Regions from separate parts of the Homo sapiens genome. Here region 2 is linked to region 1. A link is a contact called in ENCODE Hi-C or POLR2A ChIA-PET data. All regions are on one chromosome and are shown on one strand. The core of a region is the stretch at or near the end of the contact, and the rest is flanking DNA. Distances in the headings are between cores, read along the strand shown. Region 1 has its middle 38 kb from the start of EEPD1. Region 2 overlaps EEPD1 (endonuclease/exonuclease/phosphatase family domain containing 1).

Region 1 (4,609 bases), core at 1,515-4,014:
AAGGAGGTTAGGAAGCCATTACTTGGAAAGTATGGTTTCAAGTCAGAGTTAAGGAAAATTAGGAGTCAGGAATATAAAGGAGGTGAAGTGATGATTGGAGGAAAAATAAATTGTCCTTTATCCAGACGTTACCCCATGCTAAGCAGTGGCTGAGCCTTTCCCAGTATCACCCAAGGTAGGATAGTGGGTGAATAAGACATGTGAACTCTCCAGTAACACTAGTAGATTTTGAATCCTGCCTCTGCCATTTGCTGGCTGTGTGGCCTTGGGCAATTTACATGTCACTCCATTGCTTCTGATAGCAAAGGGGATGATGAGATAGACTGATAAGGTTTAATGTGTTTGGCTGCTGTATGGAGATTGGATTAGAGCAAGAGTGTAAGGGAGAGAAAGATATATCAATGTTTCAGGCGAGAGTCAAGGTGGCTTGAGCCAGGTGTGATACTGGAAGTAGGGAGAAGTGGAAAGTGATGATAATTCACTGGATTTGGTTGGTGAGGGTGTGGTCAAGGGTGACCCCCAGGTTTCTGGCTTTTGTTATTATAAGTAACACAGAAGAAGAATGGATGAATCATTAATTCATTTTCTATTTATTGTGATATCTATGATCCTGCAAAAATATTTCCTATATATTCAATTTAAAGAATAGTAATAAAAATACTTATTTACTCCTTAGATCAGTTGAGAAAAAGAATTTACTAATATAGTTAAAGCCTTCGAGTGTCCCGTCTTCTCCCCAGAGGCACTCTCTATCCTGAAATTTGTTAATCTTGCCTTGGCTATTTGTTGTTTTTACTATATATGTATCTATTCCTAAATAATATAGTGATTGGTTTTGTGTGCTTTTGAACTTTATGTTTATTCTGTTAGGGGTTCATTGAACTTTTTCGATCCAAAAGTTTATAGTCTTAATATAATTTGGAAAAATTAATTTAAAAAATCAACTCTGGCTCACGCCTGTAATCCCAGCACTTTGGGAGCCTGAGGCAGGTGGATCACGAGGTCAGGAGATCGAGACCATCCTGGCCAACATAGTGAAACCCCATGTCTACTAAAATACAAAAAATTAATCGGGCATGGTGGCACGCACCTGTAGTCCCAGCTACTTGGGAGGCTGAGGCAGGAGAATCACTTGAACCTGGGAGGTGGAGGCTGCAGTGAGCTGAGATCATGCCACTGCACTGCAGCCTGGTGACAGAGCAAGACTCCATCTAAAACAAAACAAACAAACAAACAAACAAAAAACACACAACTCTGAATGACTGGTCTCAAAATGATACCAAAACTTAACTGGCACCATGATACTATAGAGAAACATTTATCCATTCACCCATTGAAAGACATCTTGTTTGCTTCCAAGTTTTGGCAATTAGGGATAAAGCTGCAATAAACATCTATGGTATATTTTTGTATGGATATAAGTTTTTAACTCATTTGGGAAAACATCAAGGCGCACGATTGCTGAATCATACGGTAAGAAAGAGTACGTTTAGTTTTGTACAAAACTGTCAAACTGTCTTTCAAAGTAGCTGTACCATTTTGCATTCCCACCAGTAATGAAGGAGAGTTCCTGTTGCTCCTCATCCTTACCAGAACTTGCTATCATCAGTGTTCTGCATTTTGGCCATTCTAATAGGTGTGTAGAGGTACCTCATTGTTCTTTTAATTTGCATTTTCCTGATGACATGTGATGTCGAGCATCTTTACATGTGCTTACTTGCCATCTGTATTAGTCCAGTCTCACATTGTTGTAAAGAAATACCTGAGACTGGGTAATTTATAAAGAAAAGAGGTTAAATTGGCTCATGGTTGTACAGGCTGTACAGGAAGCATGATGTTGGCATCTGCTTGGCTTCTCTCAATAAAATTTGGGAAAATTAAAAAAGCAACAGCTCTGAATGATTGGTCTCAAAATGAAATCATAGCCTAAATGGCATCAAGATACTATATAAAAATGTTTATCCATTCACCTATTGAAGGACATCTTGGTTGCTTCCAATTTTTGGCAATTACGAATAAAGCTGCAATAAACATCTATGTATATGTTTTTGTATGCATATAGTTTTCAACTCATTTGGGTAAATATCAAGGCACATGATTGCTGAATTATATGTTAAGAAACAGTTTGTTCTGGGGAGGCCTCAGGAAACTTAGAATCATGGTGGAAGGCAAAGGGGGCACAGGCACATCCCACGGCTAGAGCAGGAGCAAGAGAGAAAAAGGGGAAGGTGCTACACACTTTTAAACAACCAGAGCTCCTGAGAACTCACTCACTGTGGCGAGGACAGTACCAAGAGGATGCTGCTAAACCATCATGAGAAATTCACCCCCAGGATCCCATCACCTCCCACCAGGCCCTACATCCAACGTTGGGGATTACATTTCAACATGAGATTTGGGTAGAAACACATCCAAAGTGTATCACCACCTGTGTATTTTCTTTGGTGAGGTGTCTATTCAGATCTTTTGCCTATTTTTCAGTTGGGTTGCTTGTTTTTGTATTGTTGAAGTTTAAGAGTTCTCCATTTAGTTTGGATAGCTGTCCTTTATCAGACATGTTTTTTGCAAATAGTTTCTCACAATCTGTGATTTGCCTTCTCATTCGCTTACTGTCTTTTGCAGAGCAGGAGATTCTGATTTTGCTGAGATTTTGACTGAGATTGCACTGAACCTATAGATCAATTTGTGTTGACAGTGGATGACTGAGGAGCAGTCCTCCAGGCATCAGTGGAGCACAGGCTGGGAGATAGTCTGGCATCAGAAGGGAGTTGCAAAGGCTGGCGGCCTGCCAGGCTAGGAGGGATGGCTGATTCATATTGGAATCTGTACTCTCTCCTCTCCCACCCACTCTGTAGGCCTGAGTCATAAAGAAACCTTGCGGTGCCTTCCCCTGTGCACCCTTGGTATAGCTGTGAACACTTCCCTCTGCACAGACACATTGACACATGGGGCTTATCACAAGGGACACCCAGAGAGGCTTCCTTGGAGGTGCCCTTGCATGACTTACAGAGTGGCATCCCAGGGGAAAGTAGCTAGGGCTCCTCCCCTGGTCAATCAGACTATCTGGTCCTTTCTGCTCTGAAGGCAGAGACCTCATTTTAGGGCTATAAACCCAGGCAGGACAAAAATAAAATACACATTCCAAAGACTCATGTCATCCTCCCCAGAGCTGGGGAACCACAGCATGGGTGGTAGTCTAGAGGCTGTCCCTCAGATGCTTGGCCTTCCATAGGCAGTTTTGCAACTGTCAAATCCTCCCCGACATCTGCCCCTCTGCTGTGTGTGCTCTCCAGGGGCCCAGGGTGCCGGTTCCCTCTAGCCTCCTTCTACCAAATGAAGCTTCTGCACATGTTCTTCCAAACTCAAATTTCTTGTGGGTAAAATTAGATCAGAGAGCTGGTGTTGCCGGGAAGCTGCCTCGAAAGTGGGTGGCTGCGGGCCATTAGCGGTAAAGATAAGTTAAAATAACTCTAATAAAAATGATGTTGAATGTGGGAAGCTGAAGCCCTTTTTTTGCCCATTATCCTGAGAACTGGTTGTCTTTCTGTTATTCTAGTTGTTTTGGGCCTCAAAATTACATCTGTATTTAAACCAAAGTTTTTATTTTTCCACCCAGATAAAGCCAGCTCTTCTCCTGCTGCTCCGGATAAGTGATTCCTCATCCTGTGTGCCTCAGCTCCTGCCACCACCTCCAAGAAGCCCTCCCTGATCCCCTCACAGAGTTAGCTCTGCACATCCTCTTGCTCCCTGTCTGCCTCACACCAGCTTCTCTGTCACAGTCGGGTCACAGTTGCTCCCTGGGTCTCCTGCCCCACTGGACTGCGAGCCCCTCCTCAGCAGTCACAGGACATATTGATCTTTGCATTCCACAGAAGGTGCACCTAGGAAGTATGAGTCAGAGGAGTGAGTTGGTGCTTTAAAAACCAAAGGCTAAAATGCAAGTGCTGTTCCATAAAAACCCCAACCGTTGGCAAGGGAAGTGACAGGACAGGACAGGGAAAGCAAGGCTTTGGAAGCAGGAACATTTTACTTCTCCTGACACCAAGAATAACCAAGACATGATTCTCAGCCTGAGTGTCCTCATCTGTGAAATGGGGTCAGTGATAGCAATCTTCCCAGGTCATTTGAGATTCAGGGCACAGACCAGTTCCTCAGAAATGTTAGTTTCTTTTCCTTCCCTAGTTAATAAAAACACTACTATGTTGGCAAGAAAGCCTGGGGCTTAGTCCTGGCTCTGTCACTAACAGTTGTGTGACTTCGGGAAACTACTTTACCCACTGGGTGCCTGCTTTATTTCCTGTCAACAGGAAGTACTGATTGGTCTGTAGATCAGATTTTTTATAATGCTGATGATTAAAATTTTGAAACGAAGTGTTTCCTAAGAGTTTCAGTCTTAGGAATGGAAACAGAGCCTAGAAAGAAGGTTGTCCACTTTTCATGGATGATGTTGGGGGCTGAGGCTTCAGTGTCACTGTCCTGTTGGGAGTGGCCGGAATCGCTCAGCATTTCACAGGCTTCTCCTCTATTGGTGGAAGAGCAGACGGGAGAGGTTGGTAGAGCGCTGGGGTATTCTAATGACAGATTCAGAGGGGACTGAGCCAGGGAGCCC
Region 2 (4,609 bases), core at 1,569-4,068, 150 kb after region 1:
GACTTCAGACTGCTGTGCTGGCAGCGAGAATTTCAAGCCAGTGGATCTTAGCCTGCTGGGTTCCGTGGGGTTGGGATCCACTGAGCTAGACCCCTTGGCTGCCTGGCTTCAGCCTTATTTCCACGGGAGTGAACGGTGAACGGTGAACAGTTCGGTTTTGCTGGCATTCCAGGTGCCACTGGGGTATGAAAAAAAAAAAAAAAAAAACTGCAGCTAGCTCAGTGTCTGCCCAAACGGCCACCCAGTTTTGTGCTTGAAACCCAGGGCCCGGTGATGTAGGCACCTAAGGGAATCTCCTGGTCTGTGGGTTGTGAAGACTGTGGGAAAAGCATAGTATCTGGGCTGAAGTGCAGCGTTCCTTACATCACAGTCCCTCATGGCTTCCCTTGGCTACGGGAGGGAGTTCCCGGACCCCTTGTGCTTCCCAGGTGAGGTGATACCCCATCCTGGTTCAGCTCGCCCTCCGTGGGCTGCACCCACTGTCTAACCAGTCTCAATGAGATGAGCCAGGTACCTCAGTTGGAAATGCAGAAATCACTCACTTTCTCCATTGATCTTGCTGGGAGCTGCAGACTGGAGCTGTTCCTATATGGCCATCTTGCCAGCCTCCCCATATATATCTTAACTTACCAGATTTGTACTTAGTTCAAATTTATACTCTATTTCAGACTTGTGCTCACTTAATTTTAGTAAGATATAGAAACGTTACTACTGTATAGCTGTATTCCGTCTTTCCCCCTTTTGTGCTATTGTCTATGCATCTATACATGTTACACCTTGAACTATACATTGTTATAATAATTATTCATATATATAATTTTTTTTCTTTGAGACAGGGTCTCACTCTGGTTGCCCAGGCTGGAGTGCAGTGGCCCAATCTCAGCTCACTGCAGCCTCAATCTCCTGGGCTCAGGTGATTCTCCCACCTCAGCCTCCCAAGTAGCTGGAATTACAGGCACACACCACCATGCCCGGCTATTATAATTTTTTGTACTTTTAGTAGAGACAGGGTTTCTCTATGTTGCCCAGGCTGGTCTCAAACTCCTAGAATCAAGTGATCCTCCTGCCTTAGCCTCCAAGAGTGCTGGGATTACAGGCATGAGCCACCATGCCGGGCCTATTATCTTATATATTTTTATGTCTTCTAAAGTAGATAAGACAGTAGATTAGTGTGTATTTACAGAGTTAGCTATATTAACCATTTTGTGTACCATTTCTAGTTTTCATTTGTTCCTGTGAATTTCATTTACTATTTGGTATACTTCCTCACTCCAATACATCTCTAATCCCATGTAGCTCCTTTGTGCCATTATTTTTACCTATATTAGATTTCTATGTATTATAGGCCCAGCAATACAGTCATATACATATTGTTTTATACAGCTGCTTTTAAAATCAGTTAAGAAAATGAAGGAGAAGAAATATGCACATATGTGTCTTTTATAATTACTGATGCTGTTCATTTTGTCATAGGGATTCCACTTGGTCTGGGGTCATTTGCTTTTAGCCTAAAAATCTGTCTTTTGGGTTTCTTATCAGGCAGGTCTGTTAGCAACAAATTCTCTCAGTTTTTGTATGGGAATGTATTTCATCTTCATTTTTGAAAGATAGTTTTCCTGGATGTAAGATTGGTTGACAGTTTTTCTCTTTCAGCGCTTTGAATATACCACTTCACTGTCTCTGATCTCTTTTGTTTCTGATGAAAATTCAGCAGTTAATCTTTCTGGCAATGAGTGATTTTTGAAAGCTGGGTATATTGCTGGGGGCTGAAGGCCACCATATTTACTGAGTGTGGTATTTCACTTATGGGCTTCTGAAGAGCAACTCATACTTCTTTAGTGTCCCAGAGCTGCACTGGCTTTGGTGACAGTTTCCTTTGTTTGAGGGGATTTCTAAGGCATTATTTGCATAAAGTCCAACAAAAACATTTCAGATGCTTTTGGCAAAGATAAAATGCAAAAAAGAAAGCCTCGTGATAGTCTAGAAAGATCAAGGACCTTGTAGTGAGAAAGACCTGAGTTTGACTCTCAAATAATAGATCATGAAATCATTTTAGTAAATTTCCCCCAGTCTTTGTTTCAGTGTAGTCAGCCCTCCACATCTGTAGATTCAACCAACCATGAATTGAAAATATTCAAAAACGAAAATGTTGCATCTCTACTGAACTTGTACAGACTTTTTTCTTGTCATTATTGCCCAAGCAATACAGTATAACATCTGTTTACATAGCATTGACATTGTATTAGGTATTATAAGTAATCATATATAGGAAGATGTGCATAGATTATAAACAAATACTGTACCATTTTATATCAGGGACTTGAGCATCTGTGGATTTTGGTATTTGAGGGAGGTCCTGGAACCAGTCCTCCATGAATACCAAGGAATGACTGTGTATGTATAGATGTATGTGTGGATGTGTGCATGGACGAATGGGTGGGTGGATGGACAAATGGGTGGGTGGATGGATGACTGTTGGCAGGCAGAAAAATAGAATATACCAGGTTCCCATATAAAGATTTATTTGTTGCTATGAGTCATGGTCCAGAATGTTTGAAAGTTGCTGTTCCAGTCCATTTATTGGGTTGGAAGAGGGCCTGCTCTGGGATTTTTCCAGTACTGGAAGGGCCTCTGCTTGCCCTTGGGTATATCCTAAGCACTTTTCCCTCCTGCCTTGTTAGTCTCTTAACTCTGTTTTACTTTTTAGCAGAAAGAAAATGTGCCCAACTCACTGCTGTTCCTTCAAAATTGTTGCACCTAGCCACCACCTCATACAAACTCTCACAACAGCCATGACGACAGGAGTTACATGCAATTTCCTGTCTTTTTCAGTCCACCCTCAAATACCACTTATCAGAAAATGCTAACAATGACTTGGTGCTGAGAGAACTTTCAATTCACTTTTTTAGAGGATTCTGAGACTTTTCATTAATGATTCATTCATTCATTTCTGGAGAACATGACTTTGTATTCAGCAAAGTTTGGGCTAGTCAGTAATTTTAAGTGCAATAGAAGGGCAGGCAGGTGAAACTGTTTTTGCTACATTGCTAAACACATTTATGCTCGATATTCTCAGCAGATAAAATTATCCTGATTGAACAGGCCATTAAAGCTTGCTTTGCCAGAAAATAATTCAGTGGAGAGTTCTGTCACATTGCTAACAATGCATTTGGAATGAGTAATTCCTACAGCTGATAAAATATTTTTTATTAACCTTCAGGAGGCATTGAAATGATGAGTTTAGGCCTGAACAAGATTTCAAATTTTTGGAAATGCATCCAACCTTGTTTCAGAAATTTTGCTCCATCTTTGTAGAAATTCAAAAGCGTTCACTGACATTCCTTAGAAGCATTATCCAAAGCTCCCTTCTAGATCCTGGACTTGGTTTCCCCCCACCCACAAACTCTGCTGCTGCTCTATTCTTTCCCGTGCCCTAAGGCCTGCCCTACCTAACTCTTGTCCATGAAATGCAGACGCATTTTTACATGCAGAATTAGCCTGGCATAGTGGCTCACATCCATAACTCCAGCATCTTGGGAGGGTGAAGTGCGGAGGATTGCTTGACCCCAGGAGTTCGAGACCAGCCAGGGCAATGTAGTGTTAGTAATGGTGAATCCATAGGATCTACAGCAACCTCAGTTTTTGCTTCTCAGAGGAAAAAAAAATTGTCTGAGGGTCATCAGACAGAATGAGAGACCAAGGCAAGTTTTAGAGCAAGAGTGAAAGTTTATTAAAAACTTTTAGAGCAGGAACAAAAGGAAGTAAAGTACATTTGGAAGAGGGCCAAGTGAGTGACTTGAGAGATTCAAGTGCATGGTTTGACCTTTGTCTTGGGATTTCATATGTTGGCATGCATTCAGGGGGTTGTGTCTCGTCTCCCCTGATTCTTCTCTTGGAGTGGACTGTCCTCATGCCCAGTGGTCTGCCAGCATTTGGGAGGGGAGCATGTACAGTGTGTTTAGTGAAGTTGTACACATGCTCACTTGAGGCATTTCGCCTGTACCAGTCGAGTGTTCCTGGAGGAAGGTCATATACCAGTTAAACTCTGCCATTGTGCCTCTAAGTACACATGCTTGAGCCCACTCACCCAACTCCTGAGATCTTATGGGGAAGCTGCTGATCACCAGCTTCAGGTGTTTATCTGTTGGGAGACTGCCATTCCCTGGGGGCAGCTGTAAACAAATATTATTTTAGAGAGACAGTTTTACAACCGCCTGACCATCACCTGATGGTCGCTTGACAGTCCTGGTGTATGGGGTAGGGGAGGGCTCTCTCCTGTCCTGCTCATGTCTGACTAGCTACATGCTCTAACAATAGGAGACTCTGTCTCTACAAGAAATAAAATGATAAAAAACTTTAGCTGTTCATGGTGGTGCATGCCTGTGGTACCAGCTACTTGGGAGGCTGAGGATTGCTTGAGCTCAGGAGTTTCAAAACCAGCCTGGGCAACATGGTGAAACTCCATTTATACAAAATATACAAAAATTGGCCGGGTGTGGCGATGCACGTCTGTAGTCCCAGCTACTCGGGAGGCTGAGGCGTGAGTATTGCCTGAGCCCAGAAGGTTGAGGCTGCAGTGGGCTGTGATTGCACCACTGCACTCTACCCT

What was found. Hi-C counts contacts between places; a loop is a spot of excess contacts on that map. ChIA-PET counts read pairs that join two places held with the same protein, here RNA polymerase II (POLR2A). Pooled maps may share reads with other maps.
Region 2: a loop to region 1 is called in a map with no recorded cell type, with 7 times the contacts of the local background. The contact joins two enhancer-like sites. A Hi-C loop is called at or near these places in 1 of 168 maps with a recorded cell type or tissue (sigmoid colon), 7 of 37 single-sample maps with no recorded cell type and 3 of 50 pooled maps. POLR2A ChIA-PET finds 5 or more read pairs at or near these places in 6 of 52 experiments (AG04450, CD4-positive, alpha-beta T cell, HepG2 and 3 more).

What each region holds. Positions count from the first base shown.
Region 1 is chr7:36,112,852-36,117,460 of GRCh38, forward strand. No RefSeq gene overlaps it. Among named protein-coding and RNA genes, the nearest start is that of EEPD1, 38 kb to the right of the region's middle. Within about 2 kb of position 2,765, at least 16 of the 41 ENCODE cell types and tissues checked have a DNase peak (open chromatin) inside an H3K27ac peak, as active enhancers do.
Region 2 is chr7:36,258,698-36,263,306 of GRCh38, forward strand. All of the region lies in intron 3 of EEPD1 (endonuclease/exonuclease/phosphatase family domain containing 1), which reads left to right. Among named protein-coding and RNA genes, the nearest start is that of MATCAP2, 110 kb to the right of the region's middle. RefSeq lists an enhancer at 1-731. Within about 2 kb of position 2,819, at least 3 of the 41 ENCODE cell types and tissues checked have a DNase peak (open chromatin) inside an H3K27ac peak, as active enhancers do.